Linked DNA regions of Homo sapiens: region 1 is linked to region 2. The links are chromatin contacts, found by Hi-C or POLR2A ChIA-PET in ENCODE. All regions are on one chromosome and are shown on one strand. The core of a region is the stretch at or near the end of the contact, and the rest is flanking DNA. Distances in the headings are between cores, read along the strand shown. Region 1 has its middle 110 kb from the start of RAD23B. Region 2 has its middle 69 kb from the start of RAD23B.

Evidence for each region. A loop is a pair of places that touch in the nucleus more often than their neighbours do. ChIA-PET counts read pairs that join two places held with the same protein, here RNA polymerase II (POLR2A). Pooled maps may share reads with other maps.
Region 1: a map of natural killer cell shows a loop between it and region 2 (10-fold over the local background). The contact joins two enhancer-like sites. A Hi-C loop is called at or near these places in 2 of 168 maps with a recorded cell type or tissue (GM12878 and natural killer cell), 8 of 37 single-sample maps with no recorded cell type and 15 of 50 pooled maps. POLR2A ChIA-PET finds 5 or more read pairs at or near these places in 2 of 52 experiments (GM12878 and RWPE1).

Annotation. Positions count from the first base shown.
Region 1 is chr9:107,168,154-107,175,323 of GRCh38, reverse strand. It overlaps the pseudogene LOC644661. Among named protein-coding and RNA genes, the nearest start is that of RAD23B, 110 kb to the left of the region's middle. Within about 2 kb of position 2,988, at least 2 of the 41 ENCODE cell types and tissues checked have a DNase peak (open chromatin) inside an H3K27ac peak, as active enhancers do.
Region 2 is chr9:107,211,414-107,217,906 of GRCh38, reverse strand. No RefSeq gene overlaps it. Among named protein-coding and RNA genes, the nearest start is that of RAD23B, 69 kb to the left of the region's middle. Within about 2 kb of position 4,211, at least 7 of the 41 ENCODE cell types and tissues checked have a DNase peak (open chromatin) inside an H3K27ac peak, as active enhancers do.

The sequences.
Region 1 (7,170 bases), core at 1,739-4,238, 41 kb after region 2:
GAGAATTATCTCAGAGTCACACGGCTGGTCTGTGGCCAAGCCCTGGTGGAAGCAAATCTCTTGCTATTTGGGCCAAAGTTCACTGCAGAGGGTTGAACTGAATGTCCCAGGGCAGGTTTGGGTGTGGAAAGTTCTTCAGGGGATACTCAATCCAACAAACGGACAAGACGCTATGGTATCATGAATCAACCAAGCTCCATCTGCCACCTTTCCTAGGAGGCTCCAGGCCAGCTTTCCACTTGGAAGAGTCAATATTCTCCCCAAGAAGATGTTGCATTAGACATGTGAGAGGACACAGGCTCACTGCCTACCCTGAAACCTCACACGCTTGTGTTGTATTATGAGCAGGACAGAATGCATTTCCAGGCCGGGTTGTACCTCAGGTCGGGGGGAAATTAGTAGGGTTTCCTCAACTGCTCTCCGAAGCTTTATGTCCTTCCCAGTAGCCAACAACTTGATCATCCCTTCCTTTAAACTTGGCCAATCAGGGACTTGGAAATCAAGGATGTAGAGCCTTAGCCCCAACAGCCAATAGCTTTAAGCTAAACAAACCCACAAGAGACTGGTATTTGCCTGAACAGAAAACCACAGAGGAATGAATTAACACCACGGTCAGAGTTTCCATCTGGGCCCTGCTGGTGCCCTCACCACAGAGGCTGCCTGTGCCGGCAGCCCCACTCCCTGCTGGCTCAGCCTAGCGCAAGTCCCTGGGCCAATCCCGACAGAAGCAGGGTGTACATGAACACTGTCTTCCTCAGCCAGGCTGTGGGGCTTCCCAAGCAGGGACTCAGCGGTCCAGCCTCTGCTACTGCCTCCTTCTGCCCCTCTGTCTATTTCTGGTGACTACCACACCCAGCACGTGGCATGCCAGGGGCCAGCCCCCCATAGCCAAGCAGCCTAATGGGCTGTATGGGTCTTCTTGATGCCAACTCCCACTGGACTCTCCAGTCTGGCAGTGCAGCCATTGTATACTTGGCTGGTCTGCACCAGCACCTTACACAGCAGCTAGCAAAACATAGCAATATTTAGTCCATATTGGGCCCATGAAAATGAAAAGGTGATATCCTATTCCTGTAGAGAGGAGTGATCACTTCCTTGATTTTGCTGATGCACATCCATCTCTGTTTCAAATTGAAAGTGCAAGTTCATTGCAAACCATCTCTGGCAGAATTGTCACTTCTGAACAATCAACCACATTTGGAATTTGGCTCCATCAGACACTGCTCCCTGTCTAGTACCAGGGACTATGGTTGATTCTGTTTCTGTTGACAGCTGTCTTCTCCAGTCCTAGCTCAACTCTTATCCCTAGTCCCACATACAGTGTTTTCATTACCACCTTGCACAGCACAGTCATGCATAGTTTTACCACAGGGACACGTTCTGAGAAATGTGTCATTATGTGATTTCATTGTTGTGCAAACTTCCTAGAGTGTACTTACACAAACCTAGACGATACAGCCTACTATACACCTAGGCTACATGGTTTAGCCTAGTGCTCCTAGGCTGCAAACCTGTATAGCATGTTACTGTACTGAACACTGTAGGTAACTGTAACACAATGGTAAGTATGTATGCATCTAACTTATCTAAGCATAGAAAAGGTATAGTAAAAATGTGGTATAAAAAATAAAAAATGGTATAGCTGTATAGGGAACTTACCACAAATAAAGTTTGCAGGACTGGAAGTTGCAACTCTGGGTGAGTCAGTGGTGAGTGAGTGTGAAAGCCTAGGATATTACCATACTTTTGTTGTTGTTGTTATTGAGACAGAGTCTCACTCTGTTGCCCAGGCTGCGGTGCAGTGGCACAATCTCGGCTCACTGCAATTTTTGCCCCCTCGGGTTCAAGCGATTCTTGTGCCTCAGCCTCCTGAGTAGCCGGGACTACAGGTGTACACCACCACTCCTGGAAAATTTTTGTATTTTTAGTAGAGATGGGGTTTCACCATGTTGGCCAGGCTGGTCTCGAACTTCTGGCCTCAAGGGATCCACCCACCTTGGCCTCCCAATGTGCTGGGATTATAGGCGTGAGCCAGGGCGCCCGGCTACTGTACATTTTTATATGACTGGCAGCACGGTAGATTTGTTTACAGCAACATCACCACAAACGTTTGTGTAATGACATTACAACAGCTATGCCATCACTAGATAGGATTTTTTCAGCTCCATTATCATCTTATGGGACCATTGTTGTATACGTAGTCCCTCACTGACTCAAATGTCCTTATGTGATGCATAACTGTAGTTGCATTTTAACTCATCTGTCTTCCCTATCAGACTGTGAGCTCCATGAAAGCAAAAACCTCTTCTGGTTTTCTCCTCATTGTATTCCCAGCACTTAGCACAGCGGCTAGCAAAACATAGCAACATTTAGTCCATATTTGATCCATGAAAATGAAAAGGTGATATCCTATTCCTATAGAGAGGAGTGATCACTTACTTGGTTTTGCTGATGCACGTCTATCTCTGTTCAAACTGAAAGAGCAAGTTCATTGCAAACCATCTCTGGCAGAACTGTCACTTCTGAGCAAGTGTATGTACAAAGACCTTTGCTCATTACAAAACAGGAGTCGTAATAGAAATTAGTCCCTTTGGTTTATTTTACAATTGTATTTAATTGCTCACCATTCTGCCAATTAATCAAGCCTTCAGTTGCCCTAAGTATGGAAATTTTTTAAAGAGGTGGATTAAAGGAGAAATTGCACTTGATGGGAGAAGATGAGGCCATGGCTCTGAAATATCTTTAAGTGAGTCACAAAGTATTTTTAAACCTTAGTTTCCTCATCTGGAAACTGAGATAGTTGAACTCAGTAATCACTACTTTTCTTTCCAGGTTTATGGTCCTATTAACTTATAATTTTGTTGCACTAATGCAAGTCTCCAAGCATGCTCTTTCTGTCTTGTGTTTTGGCCAAATCAGAACCTCAGGGTTAAGCCTTTGCATGACTTTTCATATGTTGCCACCAGGTGGCAGGAGTGTGCCACAGTCCTTTGGTCTCATGCATAAAGAGCATGAGCATCAGAGGTGGACTTAGGATGGTAGCTTTCTGAGCTAGAAGGGCAGAGTCTTTGAGTTTTTGAAATAGCAAACCCTCTTGTTTATGAAAACACATTCGCTTTTATGCAAAACAACAATTTGAGGGTTAGCAATGACCATATCTAGAAATGACCAGGGACCAAGAGTTTCATGGTCCAGAATTTTAAGGACATGGTCCCCAGCCCCTGGTGATCTTCTCACTCCCACTTTATACCTGAGTAGGTCATGGCAGCCCATCACCCCAGCAGCCACTGTGGAATTCAGTGTCCCATGAGGAACACCACGGGCTGAACCAGGGTTGATAGATTTACACTGTTTCTTTGCTCCTTCCTGTCTCTTTCAGGGAAAGAGATCAGGGCTAAGCCCACCCAAATTTAGGGTCCCTAAGTCCTTTGAAAAAAAAACTTTAAACTATTTGCCTAATTATAGTAAAGTTTTACCTAAACACAAACTCAGCAAGAAAAATTGTCACCCCCTGTGATGGTCAGTTTTGTGTCAACTTGTCTGGGCCGTGGTGTGCCCAGATATTTGGTCAAACATTATTCAGGGTGCTTTTGTCAAGCATTATTCAGAGTGTGTTTTTGGATGAGATTAGCATTTAAATCTGTAGACTCAGTCAAGCAGATGTGGCCCTCCCTAATGTGGATGGACCTCATCCAATCAGTTGAAGGCCTGAATAGAACAAAAGGCTCTCCTTCCTCCAAGTAAAAGAGACTTCTTCCTACCTAAGTACTTTCTTCAAACTGCACAATGGCTCTGTCTGGGTCCCAAGCCTGTCAGTCTTCCCCCTAGAAGCTCACCATCAGCTCTCTCGCATTGCTAGTTTGGTAACTCACCCCGCAGATCTGGAGGTTTCTCGGCCTCTACAATCACATGGCCAATTCCTTAAAATAAATCCCTTTGTGTGTGTGTGTGTGTGTAATATATATAAATATGTATAGTATATATAAAATACGTATATTATGTGCATATATGTATATGTAAAATATCCCATTTCTTCTGTTTCTCTGGAGAACTCTCACTAACATACTCCCTGGCTTGCCATTCATCCTTTGGCTATGCTTTCATTTCACACATGTATACTGAGAACCTATCTAGTACTAGGCCCTGTACTAGGCATCTGAAATAGAAAGGTGAAGCCAGCTGCCCGACTTAACAGATTCAAGAACAAGGGAAAAGACAGTACAGAAATGAGGTGTCACAGAATAGAAGTCAATGTGGAGCTGGGGAAAGCTAAGAATGACCAGATGCTGAAGAGGAGAAATGTAAGCTCATTTCCTGATGATGCTACTTGTCCGCTGCAGAAAAACCACAACAATCAGGGCACTGTAAATTAGTGTGTTGATGACATTGTCAAAGGCATAAATAGCAACAATGTGGAAAGTTAGCTCCAAGCTACTCAAGCTGCCAGGAAACTACTTTCTAGAGGAAAACAGCCCCGCCCCCGCCCCCCACCACCCCCCGCCCCACAAAGACAACTTAATCTGGGCTGGTTTGATTCCAAAATTTGTGTCTTTCTTAGGCAGAACTGATTGTAGTCCCATTCAGTTTGAATCTGCCTGGATGCTCACTAACATTGCTTCTGGGAATCAGAACAAGCCAAGGTTGTGGTAGATGGAGGTGCCATCCTAGCATTCATTTCTCTGTTGGCATCTCCCCATGCTCACATCAGTGAACAAGTTGTATCGGCTCCAGGAAACATTGCAGGTGATATAGCTCAGTTTTCCGAGACTTGATTACTAAGTACAGTGCCGTTGACCCACTGTTGGCTCTTCTTGCAGTTCCTGATATGTCATCTTTAGCATGTGGTTACTTATGTAATCTTACCTGGACACTTTCAAATCTTTGCTGCAACAAGAATCCTGCACCCCGGTTAGATGCTGTTGAGGAAATTCTTCCTATCTGAGTTCGGCTCCTGCATCATGATGATCCAGAACTATTAGCAGATGCCTGCTGGGCTATTTCCTACCTGACTGATGGTCCAAATGAATGAATTGACATTGTCATGGAAACAGGAGTTGTGCCCCAACTTGTGAAGCTTCTAGGAGCTTCTGAATTGCCAATTGTGACTCCTGCACTAAGAGCCATAGGGAATATTGTCACTGGTACAGGTGAACAGACTCAGGTTGTGATCGATGCAGAGGCACTTGCTGTCTTTCCCAGCCTGCTCACCGACCCCAAAACTAACACTTGGAAGGAAGCTATGTGGACAATGTCAAACATCACAGCTGGCCGTCAGGACCAGATACAGCAAGTTGTGAATCATGGATTAGTCCTATTCCTTGCCAATGTTCTAAGTCAGATCTTAAGACACAAAAGGAAGCTGTATGGGCCGTGACCAACTATACCAGTGGCGAAACAGTTGAACAGATTGTGTAGCTCATTCATTGTGGCATAATAGAACCATTGATGAACTTCTTAACTGTAAAGATACCAAGGTTATTCTGGTTATCCTGGATGCCATTTCAAGTATCTTTCAGGCTGCTGAGAAACTAGGTGAAACTGAGAAACTTAGTATAATGATTGAAGAATGTGGAGGCTTAGACAAAATTGAAGCTCTCCAAAATCATGAAAATGAGTGTGTATAAGGCTTTGTTAAGCTTAATTAAGTATTTCTCTGTAGAGGAAGAGGAAGATGAAAACATGGTGCCAGAAACTACCTCTGAAGGCTATACCTTCCAAGTTCAGGATGGGACTCCTGGGAACTTTTAACTTGTAGATCACATAGCTGAGGCATAAATTTGTTGTGTACTATGTTTGGTATAAGTTTGTTTCTCTACTATGTTTGTATAAGTACTGTTTCTCTACAAAGAACTCTTTTTAAATATGGTTTGGTATTGTAGCACTTTTTACACTGAAACTATACTTGAACAGTTCCAACCTGTAAATACCGTATAAAGCTTGTCCTCTGAATGGGTTTCTTATTTCTTTGTGGAATTTTATATCTCGCAGTGTCCTGTAAATAAAGACTAAAGTCCACCCCCCGGAAAAAAAGAAAAAAACAAAAAACAAAATAGAGAGGTGAACAAGTTAGCATGTTTCCTGCCCACAGAAAACTTCCAATCTACTGAGGGGGATAAACGATCAAATGCTCACACAAGTGTAAAAATGTAGCTATAGCAAGTGCTGCGGAGAGACAGGAGTGGCCTCTGGGAGTAGTAGAAAGGAGAGGCTTGAGCTGCACTGTAGCCACTAGCCACAAGTGCTCATTTAAATTCAAATTACAAGGCCAAGCGTGGTGGCTCACGCCTGTAATCCCAGCACTTTGGGAGGCTGAGGCGGGCAGATCACCTGAGGTCAGGAGTTTGAGACCAGCCTGGCCAACATGATGAAACCTCGTCTCTACTAAAAATACAAAACTTAGCCAGGCATGGTGGCAGGTGCCTGTAATCCCAGCTACTCAGGAGGCTGAGGTAGGAGAATTGCTTGAACCCAGGAGGTGGAGGTTGTAGTGAGCCGAGATCAAGCCACTGCACTTCAGCCTGGGTGACAGAGCGAGACCTTGTTTCAGAAAAAAAAAAAAAAAATTCAAATGACAGTCAGACTCCACATAATGATGTTTTCGTCAGTTAAGGACCACATATATGATAGTGGTTCCATAAGATGATGATACTGTATTTTTACTGTACCTTTCTAGGTTGAGATATGTTCAGATGCACAAATGCTTACCATTGTGTTACAGTTGCTCACAGTGTTCAGTACAGTAATATGCTGCTCAGATTTGTATCCTGGTAGCGATAGGCTACACTGCATAGTCTAAGTGTGTAGTAGGCTATACTATCAAGGTTTAAGTACAGTCTAGGATGGTCTCACAATGACAAAAATCACCTAATGATGCATTTCTCATAATGTGTTGTCATTGTTAAGTGACACATGACTGTAGTTAAACTTAAATACAAATAAAAAAAATTAAAGCACTCTGGGAGGCTGAGGCAGGAGGATTATTTGAGCCCAGAAGTTTGAGACGAGCCTGGGCTACACAGGGAGACCCCATCTCTACAAAAAATAAAAATAAAATACGTCAAGCATGGTGGCACGTGCCTGTAGTCCCAGCTACTTGGGAGGCTGAGTTGGGAGGATCGCTTGAGCCTGGGAGGTCGAGGCTGCAGTGGGGCTGGGATCGTACCCCTGCAC
Region 2 (6,493 bases), core at 2,962-5,461:
CATAATTCCAATAAGATTCTCCAATATAATTCAAATTTCCTCAAGTCTTACCTGTATATTTAGGTACAACGGAGGCACACTGAGGGTAAAGATGAAAATTTCTTGGCTCTTGCTCCGAACTGCATGACCCTAATCTTAAGTTCTTCCTCTCTGGCTTACACGGTCAATGTCCACTGAACGCCCCTCGGCAGTTGTGCCTCAGTACTGTCACTGATGTCTTGGGTGACAATGCTGATGCCTGTGCTGAGTCTGCACTCTCCAGGTGATACCCAGGATGTAGACCCTGACTCTCTAGCTCCTACATGGCTCTGCAATCTCTTGGATTTTCTCTGTGTTGGATCCATACAGCAATAAAAGAAAATTTCCTCTCCCCTTTGGTGTTATACTTAGTTTCTGAGGCCCAATGCACGGTGTGCAACATCCTAGTGTCTCCTTTTGATTTTGCCTATGGCCCAGACAGATCAGACCTAGTTCATGGAGCTGGGCCAGGGAGCGATAGGCAACACAGATCTCAAGCTCTTCCTCCCATCTTCATCTCTCCCAGACACTTCTCAAGCCTTCTCTACTAGCTTCCTTCCAAATAGTCCCAAAATGCAGATAGCCCCTTCCTCAATGGTTATTCCATTAGGGCTTTTCCCTTTGTTTGACTTGTCAGAAAGGCCTGGGACACAGCAGTGGGTGCATCTCAGGAACACATGGAGTCTCTCCACATTTTCCTCTACAATATTACCCTGAGAAAGTCTACTTCATAACTTAAATGTTAATGTTTATATGGAGTGGAATGCCAACAAAAGCCTTCTTGTTGTAGACTGTGATTTCAAATATGACCTGTGGATTTCCAGTCCTCACCAGCCTTTGACTACCAAATAAGGTCATATTTCCTTTTACAATCTAGAGTAATATGGCCCTGAGCCCCCATCCTTTGAACACCCTTCCTCTGTTGAGTTTTCCTCCACAATTGAATTCTGGGAATCCAGGGATCGTTCCCATGCCCCACACACCTGTGCTGTTGGGCATGTTTATCAACCATTCATTCCCCAAGTTATCTGCTTCTCCAGCATCCTTCACTCTCCACACATATCTGCGAGTGAGGAAGGGGCCTATGAACTGAATATAATCAATTTGATAATCACAGCTCTTAGGTTTTATTATTTTTTTTTAAGATAACACAAACCACCCAAAGTTTGAGGGGGGGGGTAACAGTTTGCCATTCCCACACAACCTCACTACTGGGTTACAATGAAAGCAATTCTCAGACCAAATTCTGCTACACAAGCAGGCATTTGCTAAACACACATTCACTAGAAAGTGAGCACAAAATGGCTCATATGACCTATTCTGGAGGCTTGATGAAGTCATAGCCCCTGTCTGGCCTTTTACATGCTCTGATGAACACCTCGCGTGAACTTCTGTTCACTGGAGACAAAAGCCAATACTTCAGAGGCAGGATTCTGTTACCCTTATAGTCAACATCAGATAGCAAGGATATTCCACATCGATGGCTACACACCGATGGCTGCACATAGAGCCTTTTAGCAATCAAGTCTCCCAGAGTAGTAGGCTACCAGATTCCCTGGATTCTAATACTCTGATTAGATGGGGGTAGAGATATTTTAGCCAGTCCACACATTAAGAATTCTTCTAATGTTACCAACAAAAGATCATTTCTGAAATTGGTTAAGTGAATCAATAGAACACGATGTTGCATAACCCCCTTCCTTTTTTTTTTTTTTTTGAGACAGAGTCTCGCTCTGTCACCAGGCTGGAGTGCAATAGCGTGATCTCGGCTCACTGCAACCTCCACCTCCTGGGTTCAAATGATTCTACTGCCTCAGCCTCCTGAGTAGCTGGGACTACAGGTGCGTGCCACCACGCCCAGCTAATTTTTGTATTTTTAGTAGAGACGGGGTTTCACCGTGTTGGCCGGGGTGGTGTCGATCTCTTGACCTCATGATCTGCCCACCTTGGCCTCCCAAAGTGCTGGGATTACAGGTGTGAGCCACCACACCCGGCCAATAAAAACCCATTTTTGATATTCAGTGTGTAAGTTATTCAATGGTGAAGCTTTGACTATTGATTGAGATGCAGACAACAGAAGCACTGGTGGGCGGACTCAAGGTGAAAGTGCCAGCTGACCACCCCTGGCCGCTCCTAATTAAAGCTGCAACTAACTGGCACATATGTAGTATCTCACTGTCTATGTTGAAGTATTTTATAGTACCTTGCTGTCATCACTACAGGTCCTCAAACCTTAAAGTCTAAGGCCCCAAACCTCCTGGACTCCACAGACTGGAGAAGGTGCTCCTCTGCTCAGTGGAAGGCTTACTCATTTCTTAACCACTCCCCTTCACAGAATGTGGTTGACCACTGGATCCAGATAAAGCAATCACAATAGTTCAGTGTTTTACAAACTACAAATTACGAACCATTAACAGGTTGTAGTATCAATTAAATGGGACATGACCAACATTAAAAACAATGAAATAGGAATATATAGACATAGCAGAAAGCATTACATATAATAAAGATAAGTATTGCTTAATGAAATTTTGTTACTGTTAAGATATTTGTTGCGTGTGTTTACTGGAATACAATGTAAAATGTAAAATATCTTTTAAAAAGTCTTTAAAAACTGTGCTTCAAAAAAAGTTGAAAGTACCCAAATTGTTGAAAGTACATTCCACAAGGTTGTTATCATTTACTCTTCAAATACCACTTAAATACCAATGCCCTAGATTCACATTTGGGCAAAACATTTCTCCCCCTCTTCAAGGGCATGGTCCTGGCTAAAGATACGTACTTACATCACTGGCCAAAAGAGTTGGCATCTTAATCTGCACCATCAGCATTCAGATTTATGGTGACTTCACTGCTGTCGCCAAGGACAAGAAATGGGTACTTGCTTTATACTTATGTAACTATGTGATCAATCTTGGTAATTTTCCAAAAATAAGTTCATTCCAAAGAGCCTGAGAGCCTCTCAGCCTCCCCACACTAAAAAACTCTGAGCAACATCCCAATGGCCATTTCAGTAAAAAACAAACAAACAAAAAAGAAAGAAATCCTGTCTTTACCAGGTACCAGCATCATGCCTCACAAATAGTCTGTATTCTGAATACATATCCTAAACCAGATTTTTTTTATATCAAATAAATTGGAGAGAATGGTTGACACTTTTCTGACAATTGCACTGACTCCTTCTTTGCTTAAAAATGGTGGCTTGTGTAGAGAGAAAAATCTGTAATGCATAACCAAGTTCCCTAGTTTGGTCAAGTGTTTTTAAGAACTCTTATTGAAAGGGAGCACTAGCCCAGAAGTAGTTCTTAACTTCCGACAGCATTTTTATTAGCCAAGTCATCAATGCTACAAAGTCCTACATAAGAATTGACAATGGAATTTGCTGGGATGAATATATCTACACGATATTTTAAACTTAAATCTAGTTTTCTTAAATCTAGTTTTTGCTTAGTAATATGAATAAAAATTTGTGGTATTGACTGCTAACACACAAACACGCATTTTAATTTTATTTATTTATTTATTTTTGAGACAGAGTCTCACTGTGTTGCCCAGGCTGGAGTGCAATGGCGTGATCTCGGCTCACTGCGACCTCTGCCTCCCAGGTTCAAATGATTCTTCTACCTCAGCCTCCTGAGTGGCTGGGACTACAGGCACCCACCATCACGCCTGGCTAATTTTTTCATTTTTAGTAGAGACAGGGTTTTGCCATGTTGGACAGGCTGGTCTCGAACTCCTGACCTCAGGTGATCTGCCCACCTCGGCCTCCCAAAGTGCTGGGATTACAGGCATGAGCCACCGCACCCGGCCACACATGCATTTTAAAAAACAATTTAAGAACATCATGTGTTGAGAGTGATGAATGAAAAGCCAGTTTGTTCTACTAGTGGGACATTTCAATGGAAGGATACACAGTTGGTTTAGCTGAGGGGAGAAAGTGCTTAACCACGAGTGGAAACTATTGAAAGGAGCTCACTAAAGATGGTGCATAGTAAGATCATTCTCAGAAACCAGAGGGAAAGGAATTTGTGATGCCTGGGGCAGAAATCTAGGAGAAAAGTGATTTGGAGGGGCCTGGATTGGGTGTATGCAACGGCACTTGTTGAAGAGAAGCAGAAATAACACAACTTGTGATGTGGAAGCCTGTGAACCAGGGTTACAGGAAATGACTCAGAGGGTAATGGTGTTGACTCATGTAAAGTACCAGAACCAAGGAAAGGGCTTGAACACACTAATGAACCACATCGTTCTTGGGGCAGCCACTAGAAGGTGAGAGCCCTCGCTTAACGCATCCATGCAGCGTGAGAAATAACCTATTGAAAAAGCCCTGTCTCCTATTCTAGCAAACAAAATAGCCCAATTCTTCCAAAAGACCTCATAGCTAGCATTTCTTTTTCTTTTTTTGTTAAGAATTACGAAACCGTAAGAAATATTTGCCTTTCATAGTTTGCATTTTTGATGTACACTCATAAAAAAAGGGGTGTTCCCAAATGAAGCACATTTTAGTTTAACATACAGTATGTAGCATATCATGCAATGTATAGTGAGCCTGCTAAGTTTATCTTTGGACACATGTGATCCACCCGCATTGTGTTGGATGCTGAGTGAAGGTGAGTAGGGCAGAGGGCACAGGAAGGAACTTCAGAGAACTAGGGCTGTGTAAGAGATACTCTAATGCAGAGGCGGAGGGCAGCCCACAGCTTCACATTCCAGCTCTACACTTTCCACCTGGGCCGTAGCTTCATTTGCTGGAGATCTAGGGCAGGGATACCCGGAGTTTGATTATTTAAATTGGTTGGATGGTGCTGGCCCCAAATCCCTATTTGATTTCTCAGATCTCTGCTAGTTCTACATAGGATGCGTGGAGATTGAAATGTTAGGTTCCAGACCTGGGATCAAATCCTGACTCTGCCACTTACAACCCAAGACTTTGGGGGCAGTTCAGCAACCTTTCTGTGCCTCAGTTTCCTCAATTGTGAAATGGGGATAAAGACCTATCTCATTAGGCTTTGTTTGTTTGTTTTTTTGAGACAAGATCTTACGCTGTTGCCCAATCTAGAGTGCAGTGGTGAAATCACGGCTCACTGCCGCCTCTATGTCCCAGGCTCAAGCAATCCTCCTGCCTCAGGCTCCCAAGTAACTGGACTACAGACCCATGTCACCATGCCTGGTTAATGTTTTTTTTTTTTGGTAGAGACATAGTCTCACTATATTGCCCAGGCTGGTCTCGAACTGCTAGGCTCAAGCGATCCTCCTGCTTTGGCCTCCCAAAGTGTTGGGATTACAGGTGTGAACCACCATGCCTAGCCCTCATTAGGTTTTTTGTGAGTTTGTGAGTATAAAATTATTCATGAGGATTTACTCATGAATACTCACCAGCTATTATTATTATAATACTGAAGGGAGGCGGTATAGCATAGTAGTTCAAGCGAGGACTCAGAGCCAGACTGTTTGGACCTGAATCCTGGCTGTGTGACCTTAGGCAAGTTCCTTAAATTCCCTTTGCTTCAGTTTTCTTATTTGTAAAATAGGGATAATAGGAGTACTTTCTTCAAAGGAAATAAGCAAAAATAAAAGGAGTGGATATATTTAAAGCACTTAGAACAGTGCCTGGCTTACAATACATGACTGTTTGCTGTTATTACGTTTGTGCTTATTTTGATTGTTTTCTATTTGTGTTTTAAACCTAGCATTGGGCCTGGCCCGTGCTAGGTGCTTATTCAGAGGCTGTTGAATACATGAATGAATGAATAAACGTAGTCCAATTCAGTGAACTGCAGTATACATATTGGCTGTTCATAACATTCCACATTTGCCAAATACACTTGGATTTGTCTGCATCACACACGGCTTTGGACGAAGCACAGACATTTTTAGATACTGACCCCAGCTCCGTCTCCTGTTCTGCCTCATGGTGCTCAGTGGTAAACGGGGAGCTATAGGATATGGGATCATTACAGCCTCGGGAAGCAACGCTAAAGAGTCATCATAAATTTTGAAAGCTTGGGAACCCAAGAAGGAAATACAAATTATAGACGTAATTCCAATTGCCCTCCATCCCTTTCTATGTAAACACTTCTGGAGGAGAGAAACGCCACTGTCATTTGAATGCCTGGGCAGTGCTGCTGGGGAACTGAGTAGGACCCAAGAGCAGAAAAGCTCCCCCATTAACCCAGAGATGGATCTATCTGCCGCCTGGGTGGCAGCAGCAGTTCCGCCCCTTCATAAACATCAAGACACAAAATAATGGAATGTTTAGTCTGAGTAATACATTAAGGAAATCAATTAGGCCCACAGGCAACTTTCTAAGATTTTAATTACAGTACTTAGGGTACCACACTAGAGCAGTTTGTCAGGAACATAATTTGTTAATGAATAACAACTGACACAGTGAATTAGTTGGGATTGTAATTAGCTCTTGCTAGCCATCCATTGGAACCCTGATCAAAGCCAGTCAGCGAAAGGAGAAATCTGC